2 separate regions of the Homo sapiens genome follow, and region 2 is linked to region 1. Evidence: chromatin loops called from intact Hi-C (ENCODE). Cell type or tissue: ovary. All regions are shown on one strand. Links, peaks and the distances in the headings refer to the core of each region. The heading gives the core; the rest is flanking DNA. Region 1 overlaps MAP3K2 (mitogen-activated protein kinase kinase kinase 2). Region 2 has its middle 46 kb from the start of MIR4783.

Region 1 (5,380 bases), core at 165-5,164:
TCAAACTCCTGACCTCAAGTGATCCAATTATCTCAGCTTCCCAAAGTGCTGGGATTACAGATGTAATCTGTAAGCCACCACACATGGTCAATAATATTTCATCATATGGATATAGGACATGTTTCTCTCTTCATCAGTTGATGGACATTTGGGTTCTTATAAATAGTGCTGCATTGAATTTACAGGGTTTTGTGTGGTTGTGTGCTTTCAGTTCTCTTGGGTATATACAATAGGAGTGGAAACAGTGGCTCATATTTCTTCACATCTTCATTACCACCTGTCATTGTCTTTCTTTTTGATTATAGTCATCCTACTGGATGTGAGGTAGTATGTCATTTTGATTTTTATTGGCATTTCCCTGATGACAGATGATACTGAGCATCTTTATTTTTCTTTTTCAGTATTGTTGTGGCTATTCAGTGCCTATTGCAGTTTCATATGAATTTAAGGATCAGTTTTCCGTTTCTGCTAAAAGAGGCCATTGGAATTTTGATAGAGAGTTCATTGAATCTGTAGATAACTTTGGGAGTATTGCTATCTTAAAAATATTGTTTTCCCATTCATGAATATGGGATGTCTTTCTGTATATTTAGGTCTACTTTAATTTCTTTCAACAGTGTTTTGTAGTTTTTAGAGTGCAAGCTGCATTTTTTTGTTGTTGTTAAATATGTTCCTAAGTACTTTATTTTTTTTGGTGGTATTGTAAATGAAATTGATTTCTTAATTTTATTTCCAGAATGTTTATTGCTAATGTATAGAAATATAATTGATTTTTGAATGTTGACCTTGTATCCTGCATCTGTGCTGAACGTGTTTATTGATTCTAATACTGTTTTTGTTTGTTTCTTAGGTTTTCCTGTATCTAAGATTATGTCACTTGCAAATGGGTATAGTTTTACTTCTTATCCAGTCTGGATTCCGTTTATTTCATTTTCTTGCCTCGTCTTCTGACTAGAACCTCTAGTACAATATTAAATAGATGTGTGGCAAGAGTGGACATCCCCATATTCCTGGCCTTACTGGGAATGTATCCTGTTTTTCACCATGAAGTTTTTCACCATAATCAACTTGATTATGTCCTCTTCTGTTTGTTATCTTTTGAGCATAAAAGGGTGTTGAATTTTGGCACATGTGTTTTCTGTATGTTTTGAGATGATTTGGTTTTTGTTCTTTTTTCTTTTTTTTCTTTTTTTCCTTGAGACAGAGTCTCGCTCTGTCGCGCGGGCTAGAGTACAGTGCAGCATGATCTCTGCTCACTGCCAACCTCTGCCTCCCAGGTTCAAGGGAGTCACCTGCCTCAGCCTCCCAAGTAGCTGGGATTATAGGTGCCCATCACCATGCCTGGCTAATTTTTGTATTTTTAGTAGAGGCAGGGTTTTGCCATGTTGGCCAGGCTGATTTCGAACTCCTGACCTCAGGTGATCCGCCTGCCTCAGCCTCCCAAAGTGCTGGGATTACAGGCATGAGCCACTGTGCCTGCCTGGTTTTTGTTCTTTGTTCTGTTAATGTGGTTTTTTACATTGATTGGATTTTATGTGCTGAACCAACCTTGATTTTGTTGGATATATCCCAAATGTGCATGGTATATAATTTGTTTTTTAATGTTCTAGGTTAGGTTTGCTAGTATTTTATTGAGGATTTTTGCATCTGTATTGATGAGATATTGATCTTTAGTTTTCTCATCTTGTGATGGCTTTGTCTGGTTTTGGTATTGGAGTAATACTGGCTTCACAATGAATTGGGAAGTGTTCCTTCTTTTTTTTTTTTTTTTTTTTTTAAAACCAGTTTTTGTAAATTCTGTAAATGTTTGAAGTGATCTGGTCCAGGGCTTTTATTTGTGAGAAATTTTTCATTTCTAATTTAGTCTTTTTACTTTTTATAGGTCTGTTCAAATTCTTAATTTCTTCTTGATGAGTCGATTTTGATAATTTGTTTCTTTTTAGGAATTTGTCTGTGTCATCTCAGTCATCTAATTTGTTGATGTACAGTTGTTAACAGTATTCTCTTATCCTTTTTATTTCTGAAAGGTTGGTGTAATTGCTCCCTTTTGAATTCTTGAATTTAGTTATTTGTGTTTTCCCTCTTCTTTTTTTGATTAGCTAAAAGTTTGTTAGTTTTGTTGATCTTTTCAAAGGGCCAATTTTTGTTTTCTTGATTTTTTTTTTAAATTTCAGTGGTATTTTTATTTTCTACTCCCTATTCCTTTAGCTTGTTTCAGATTTAAATTGTTCCTCATCTTCTAGTATTTTAAGGTCAAAGGTTAGGTTATTGATTTGACATCCTTCTTGTTTGTCAATGTAAATATTTACAGTTATAAATTTTATCTTTAGATGCATCCAATACATTTTGTTTTGATGTGTTTTCATTTTTATCTCAAAGTATTTTCTAATTTTCCTTATGCCTTCTAGTGACCCATTGATTATTTTTATGTTTTTTAATTTTCACATATTTGTGAATTTTCCAGATATCCTTGTGTTGCCAATTTCTAATTTTATTGCATTTTTGTCAGAGAACACACTTTGTGTGATTTCAATCCATGTAGTTACTGAGATTTGTTTTATTACCTAATATTTGGTCTGTCTTGGAAATGTCCTATATGTATTTGAGAAGAGTGTATATTCTGCTGTTTTGAGGTTGATTATTCTGTAGGTGTTTGTTAAGCCTAGTAGTTTATAGTGTTGTACAAGTCTTGTATTTCCTCATTGATTTTCTGTCTACTTATTTTATCCGTTATTGAACGCAGGGCATTGAAATCTCCAACTTTTATTTTTGAATTGTGTTTCTTCCTTGAATTTTATACTTTTTTGCATTGTGTATTTTGCGATTCTGTTGTTAGGTACATATAAGTTTATAATTGCTATATCTTTTTGATGTATTGGCTATCTTTCATTATAAAATGCTGTTTGTCACAACAATTTTTGTGTCTGTTTTGCCTGATAGTGGTGTAGCCACTGCAGGTCTGTTTTGACTACTGTTTGCATAGTATATCTTTTTCTATCCTTTTACTGTCAACCTATTTTGTCTTCGAATTTAAAATGTGGACCAGGTGTTGTGGTTCGTAGTCCCAGCACTTAGGGAGGCCAAACTGGGAGGATCACTTTAGCCCAGGAGCTTGAGACCAGTCTGGGTAATCTGTACAAAATCTTTTTTTAAAAATCAGCTGGGTGTGATAGCATGCACCTGTAGTCCCATCTACTCGGGGGTGCTGAGGTGGGAGGATTGCTTGAGCCTGGCAGATCAAGGCTGCAGTGAGCTGTGATCATGCCAGTGCACCTCAGCCTGGGAAAGAGAGCAAGACCCTCCTCCTGTCCCCCAAAAAAAGTGTCTGTTGTAGGCAACATATTCAGGTCAAAATGTTTGGGACCAGAAGTTTTTTGGATTTTTTTCATGTTTTGTAATATTTGCATATACATAGTGAGGTATCTTGGGAAAGGGACCCAAGTCTAAACATGAAATTCTTTTATGTTTCATATACATCTTATTCATATAGCTAAAGGTAATTTTATACAATTTTTTAAATGTTTTCGAGACAGGGTCTTGCTCTGTCACACAGGCTGGAGTACAATCATAGTTCACTGCAGCGTTGACCTCCCTGGCTCAAGCAGTCTTCCCACTTTAGCCTTCCAGTTAGCTGGGACTACAGGCATGCACCACTACACCTGGCATTTTGTTTTTTAAATCTTTTTTTTTTTTTTTTTTGGTGGAAATGGGAGTCTCCCTATGTTGCCCAGGCTGGTCTCAAACTCCTGGGCTCACGTGATCCTCCCACCTTGGCCCCCCCAAATTGCTAGTATTATAAGTGTGAGCCACTGTACTAGCCAACAATTTTTAAAATAATTTTGTGTCTGAAACAAAGTTTCTATTATTACCCTTGTAGGCCTCTTGCATGGGGGAATTTGGGCATGCATGGAAAAGATATATTACAGTGGAAGGGGCTGGTAGGGTCTCTTTTCTCCTGGGGGATGCTGAATAAACTGAGTTGTGCATCTGCCTTTTGACTGTGACATATCACATGAGGACAGGTTTGTGGAATTTTCCATTCATAGTGTCATGTTGGCACTCATATTTTTCATCTTATTTTCTAGTTGACCTGGGGATTACAGTTAACATCTTATAATAACATAGTTTGAGGTAATATCAACTTAATTGCAATGGTATACAAACACTTTTTTTTTTCTTCTAGGCAGTCTCGCTGTGTCGCCCAGACTGGAGTGCCACAGCTCACTGCAACCTCAACCTCCCAGGCTCAAGTGATCCTCCCACCTCAAGCCTCCCAAGTAGCTGGGAGCTACAGGCATGCACTACTGCACCCGGCTAATTTTTGTATTTTTTTGTATAGATGGGGTTTCACCGTGTTGGACAGGCTGGTCTCGAACTCCTGGGCTCAAGCAATCCGCCTGCCTAGGCCTCCCAAAGTGCTGGGATTATGGCATGAGCCACTGCACTTGGTCATAAACACCTTTCTTTTATGTAACTCTATCCTTTCCCTTTCCTGTGTGCTGTTAATATTATGTGAATTATATTATTATATATTGTATACCCAGCAACACAGTTATAATTATTGCGTTATGCAGTTTTTTTTTTAAACCAACATATTAGTTTCCTATTGCTGTTTATATAGAAAAAGAGTTAATGTAGTGGGCCTGATTGCTGATTTGTAGAAGGCCTGCTTAGGAGTTAGCCTTTGGCTGACACCTGAGAACTTGGATTTCAGGAGAGTTCCTGCCTCCAACTGATAATGGTTTGTACAAACACTATGGTTTATGCTGAATACCTGCTTTTCTTCTGGGAGTCTGGAATTTTGGTATGTGTTAGGCAAGGGGGTGCCTACATGATCAACCTTCAATATAAAACACCTCCCCCTAGCGAAATGTGTAAAGTATTCATATTGTATATTTTTCATTAGTATTATTTAAACTGACTTTTTTTTTTCTTTTCCTGGCTCCTTTTCTGTTTCTTTTTATTAATATGCTGATCTGTTTTATCTTCTCAGGCCATAAAGAATGCTGATGGGAGAACCATTTTCCTAATTTTCAAATTGTTGAGCTGTTTGCCATAATGGGTGAGTTCAAACTAAAAGCATTTTTCAGCAATAATTAAAGGATAGAATGGAAGTGAAAAAACTTTCTCTATTATGTGTTATTATAAACCTTTTTATAAATAAATTTTATGATATAGCAGATTTATGAAATGTTTTATATTTACTTAATAGACTTTGAATTAAAGTACTTTTTGTGTTGCTGTAGTTTTAGAATGATCATTTTATGCGTAACAGCAGGGACATTCAAAATAAGCTGTTAAGATGTGTTGTGATTTGCTTAAAGTCTGATGGCAAGAGAGAAATCATAAAATTTAATTTTATCATTCATAGAGCAGCAAA
Region 2 (5,380 bases), core at 101-5,100, 120 kb before region 1:
TCATAACTGCTTAAAAATGCGAGAGGAGAGATTCAGGGTGTGTCAGTCCCAAGGACAGACAGCTAGATATCCTTTGGTTCTACTTGACCTGGGTAGCAGTGGGCGAGGCTTTAGGGAAAACACTTTGTAAATTTTATTATGATGGCATGTAAACACACAGGACTGGCAATAAAGTGACCTGGAGTTTGGTCTCCAGTATGAGAGGATCTCTTTTGGGCAAAGGATGATATTGCCACACAGTCAGGAGAGGGGATGAGCCTGATCTTTGAGTTTGCAGGGGGAGTGATTTATTTGTAATTCTTTATTTTATGATTTTTGTGCAAGAAGTTAAGTATTTTGGCTAGAGATAGCATGGAAATTGAGTGAGTTCCCCAGACCAGTTCTATGTAAGACCAGCAGAGAAGGTTAGGTCAGTGAGCACTGGTGTTTCGAAGGCTCTCCTGGAAGTCAATCAATGTAGTCATGAGCAGCAATTCCAAGCTGGCCTCTACTAAAAACCAGATCAGGGAAAAAGTAGGGCCCAGGTCAAAGAGACTGTGAGCTCCCTGGGGCAGGGACCAGGTCTGTCTGATTGTCTCTATTTGGCTTGTTGAACTGAACTAACATATAGCACTTGTCATTTGACACCGATTATAATTCTGTGAGATGATATTTGCATCTTAGATGAGGAAAATGTCCCATAGAGACCAAGATGCCTCCCATCTACAGAGTGGCTGAGTCAATTCAAGCTCAGGTCTCCTGATTCCAGATCCTGTGTGCCTTCCTGATCACCATATCAGCTAGATCTTTTCTATGTAGAGTATGCAATAGCTTTTATTCAGACTTTTCATTCCTTGGCTTTTATTTTCTGATCTTTCTTAATTATTGCTATTTTGTTTTTATCGAGGAAATCAGAGAGAAAGCTATGAGACAGTTAAAGCCTGTTAAGGGTTTATTGAGAATATAATGATATTCAATATGAAATAAAAATCAAATACACTAGAATTGCAGCATAATCATACCTTAGAGTTACTATAAGATTAAGTTGGAATCGAGTTGATCTTATAGTAATGAATTTTCTTTTTTAAAGCTTTTTAGAGCAAAACCTAATCAATCCCATAGCATGAGGGACAAAACCTATGTCAATCCCATAACATAAGTGGCATATAAGGAATATCCTGTGCATTTCTCTACAGAAAGGGAAAGGAAGCAGAACAGACTTTGTGCCTACCAGGTGTTGGGCCCAAGTTGTTGGGTCTTACTATGACCTTTACAAGTATTACCCTCAAGTTTTCCAACAAGTGGTCATCATTACCTTTCTATAAGTGGGAAAAATAGATTTAAAGTAAGTGGCTACCCAGAGTCACACAGTAAATAGCAAGCAATCCATGGATCTAAACTGAATTATTTCTGCCTCCAGTGCTCTCAGTTATGCTGTGGTGTTTTCTGGATGAAATACTAGGATTTAAATATATGCTTAGAGTTTTTGTGTCAAACCTTAAGTTGCTCTTGTACTTTGTTAAACTTGTACCATCTGAAATGAACACCTGTATCCATTCTCTTTCAGGTTTTGCTGTTACTGCTCAGTGTAGTCACACCTTGAATAAGAAATGGAAAACCTTGGGATGTTGATAAAGCTAATATCCTGAGGAAGAACTTCAGTGGGTCCCAGCTGAGTAGGAGATGGGATTCAACAGTACTGGTACGTAGTTAGGCAATAATCCTCCTCAGGCATCACATTCATTGATTTTTGTTGGGCCTGGGGATCCTGGGAAAAAGTTGGGAACTTTGTGCACTCTTGGCTTTGACTACTGACAGGTCTAATGTGCTGGAGTGGCCCAGGCGGAGGCCCACTTGCAGAGACTAATGGGAGCCTCAAGAGAAAATCTACCATAAGAAAAGGACCAGTCTGATAGCAAGCCCAGCTTCCCAAGAAGATAGAAGGTTGGAGGCAAGCTGCTGTCCAGGTATGTCCCAAACCAGCCAACTTGAAGGTAAGTTTGCTCCCTGGGGAGAGAAGGGCTCTAGGTGTGAACTAAAAGCTGTGTCCATAGACACTGTAACACTGGAGTTCAAAAAATGTTGCTGTGGAACGGCCCTTCTCATCCAAACCCAGACGGAATGTTCTCACCTGCCAAGAGTAGTGTCTTGTATTGAGGCACAGTGGTAGCTTTCTGGATCCACAGGCAAGGCCCTGTGGAGTCTCAGAATAATGATAAATCCTCTGGATGACCTAGGGGCTGGTGAGGTGAGTGGAGCACCCTACTGTGGTGTGTCTGTAGGACCACTGGAGCCTGATGCTGCCAAAGCATGACCTGACCAGCCCTGGCAACTGGTTTAGGATCATACAACCATGCACATGCCCCTAGGATTCCTAGAAATACTAAGGGGAAAAGGATTTTCCCGGAGCTGGGACATTCTACATTTGCACAGGTGAGAACTCAAACCATTGAGATTTAGATATTAATGTAAAACAACTTCATTTGTACTCATTAAGACTGAGTAAGGCTAGGACTTTTCCTTTCTGCTGCATTTTAACATAGGTAGGAGGACAGGATTTTCAAGATGCCCAAGAAAGTAATCAAGCAATAATCATGCACATCTTCATGAAGGAATGGTAGAGCCCCACATGACCCACGATCTGCACCCCACAGGACCCCCGCCCCACTGCTTCTCTGCCCTCATCTCGTAGCACTCCAGCCCCGGCCCCCGCTGGCTGGCCTCCCGTGCAGCACGCTCTCCCCTCAGGGCCTTTACACTTGGCTTCTCCCTTGATCTGGGTTGTGCTCTTCCCTATCTTCCCACCCTCTAATGTCCATGTGCCTTCTTCCTCACTTTCTTCAGCTCTCTGTTCAGACGTCACCTTTTCTGTGAGGCCTTCCCTGACCTAACATAAACAGCAACAAGGTCAGTCTCAGTGGCTCACGCCTGTTATTCCAGCACTTTGGGAGGTCAAGGCAGGCAGATCACCTGAGGTCAGGAGTTCGAGACCAGCCTGGCCAACATGGTGAAACCCCGTCTCTACTAAAAATACAAAAAGAATTAGCCGGGTATGGTGGCGGGCGCCTGTAATCCCAGCTACTTGGGAGGCTGAGGCGGGAGAATCACTCGAACCTGAGAGGTGAAGGTTGGAGTGAGCTGAGATCGCGCCATAGCACTCCAGCCTGGGTGACAGAGTCAGACTCCATTTTGAAAAAAATAAAATAAAAAAAGAGCAACAACTGCTTCTTGCCTTGTTACCCCTAATCTGCTTTATTTTTTCCCAAAGCACTTTGCATTATCTAGTATACTATACATGTGGTTGTTTATTGAGTGTATCCTCCTCATTAGAATGGGAGCCCCATGAGGGCAAGAACTCCCTCTGTTTATTCACAGATGTATCCCCAGCAGCCAGCACATTGTCTGTCACACAGTACATGTTCGATACATTTCATTAATGAATGATCATACTTCCTCCCTTTTTTGTTAATTAACTAATTCAGTGAACACTGAGCTCTACTAAGTGATGGATACTACTGAATAGCAGAGAACCAAAGATGAACAAGATAGCCTCTGCCCTTAAAGAGGTCACAGTGTGAGGAGGGAGGCAGAATGGTGCCTCCTGACTATAAATGCAGTGTGGTAGATTTCACTGGGGACACAGCTGGAGGAGATTGGGGAAAGCTTCGTGGAGGAGTTGCTGTCCAGTTGACTCATGAAGGGTGAGGAAAATTATGATGTGTGAACATTTGTTGAGTGCTTACCATCTCTCTGCTAAGCAACTTAAATATAGCATTATTTAACGCCGTGAACAGGTGTATAACATAAGTACTGATATTATTTTTACCTTACGGTTGAAGAAGCAGGCTCAGAAAGGACCAAGGTTTGAAGCTACCACTGGTGGAGCTAAGGTTCAGACCTGGTTCTTCCTGGTTTCACATCTCATGCTTTAACCATGTGCTGGGCAGACAAGAAAGAAAGACACTGTGAGCAGAAGAAATAATCCATCTCAAAAATGGAAACTTCATGGTGTGTATTCAGGGAACCCCAGGAATTCCAGGGAAGAGATGAGGCAGGAGTCTACCTCACCCAGAAGGTGAGATACAGGCCACAGATATTTCATACCTCTGCCTCCTGATTCCTTCTTCCTTCCAGGATAGCTTGCTTTTGTTACTGTATCGAGTGTCTGAATATACTTTGATCTGAAGAAAGAATTCTATGATTGAAGCAAGGGATGGTCCATGTGGTTATAGTAGCCCAGATGGGATGGGGGTCCTTCAGTAGGACAGTAACTGGAGTAACTGGGAAAATGAAGGGGAGATGACAGATAGCGAGGACCTTTAGAGATAGGACTGCTAGGACTTGGTCGCCATTGGCTGTTAGAGAGGCAGGAGGCTAGGCCTGGGTGAGTGGTGGAGCAACAGTGCCAGTAACAGAACACTGTGTATGAGAACGTTCCATGGGAGTGGGAGATGAAAAGTCAGGCAGTTTTGGAGCCCCTGTGGCTTGTCGAGCCAGGGAGATGCCCCATCCTGATTGGGATGTGTAAGGCTGGAGCTCCAGGTAGAGTCACAGAGCTAACAAACTTCAGCTTCTTTCAAGTTAATGCCCAGGAAGAGAGTCTAGAGAAAGACCAGCAGTGAGCTTGGGAGCAGCAGCTGTGGACACTGGGAATCTCCTCAGCACTGACAGTTCTGGACCAGAACTACGTTGCTTCAGATCCCTTGTGAAGTCATGATTGGACAAACATATTATCTAAACCATTCAGGGAATTTTTTGAAATTTCCTAATTAAAGGAAGTTATCTGGGTAAATGAGTTCTCCTTGAAGCATTTTCTTCTATCAGTGTGTGGGTAAAATGGCAGTGTGCGAAGTCCCTTCAGTCAAGCAGGGTTCTCTGTAACCCTTTTTTTTCTTTCTTTCTTTTTTCCCCCCAGTTAATACCTTGATTGCATTTTTTAAAATATAGTCTTACTAGATTTTTTTTTGTAGAAATGGAATCTCACTATGTTGCTCAGGCTAGTCTCAAACTCCTGGCCTCAAGTGATCCTCCACTTCAGCCTCCCAAAGTGCTGGGATTACAAGTGTGAGCCAATGTATCCAACCCTTTGTAACCTTTGATCCAGCTACTTTTTTCATTCCTAGTTATTTTCACAACCCTGTCTGGAAGATCACAGCCTCAGTGATCTTCCTTATTGATGAACTACCACTGGAAACGAGTACAGACCCATTTTGGCCCAGCCTTCTTCTGAGTGCACAGTGCCCACCAGGAACAAAGTGTCCAGGCAACACCCAGCCAGGAGCCTCCACTTCAGAATGGAAGCCAGCACAAAGCTTGCCGTCAGTAAGGTTCCTGGAGGAACTGGGAAACAGGGCTGAGGGAAGAGAAAGAGCCCCAGCGACTCACTGTCCTTGTCCTCCCG

Evidence for each region. Peaks named below come from ENCODE experiments on the same cell type or tissue, not always from the same donor. Only the 100,000 strongest peaks of a DNase experiment are listed, where the experiment ranks them.
Region 2: it touches region 1 in a loop (2.7-fold over the local background); 24 of 110 quality-filtered maps call a loop at or near these places.

Annotation. Positions count from the first base shown.
Region 1 is chr2:127,342,808-127,348,187 of GRCh38, reverse strand. It overlaps MAP3K2 (mitogen-activated protein kinase kinase kinase 2), which reads left to right. Exons shown (of 17, transcript NM_001371910.2): 2 at 4,994-5,062. The coding sequence starts at 5,059. Among named protein-coding and RNA genes, the nearest start is that of MAP3K2-DT, 42 kb to the left of the region's middle. In ovary, for the core only: no CTCF peak of the experiment used is centred there; no DNase peak of the experiment used is centred there.
Region 2 is chr2:127,466,552-127,471,931 of GRCh38, reverse strand. No RefSeq gene overlaps it. Among named protein-coding and RNA genes, the nearest start is that of MIR4783, 46 kb to the right of the region's middle. In ovary, for the core only: no CTCF peak of the experiment used is centred there; a DNase peak (open chromatin) is centred at 2,670.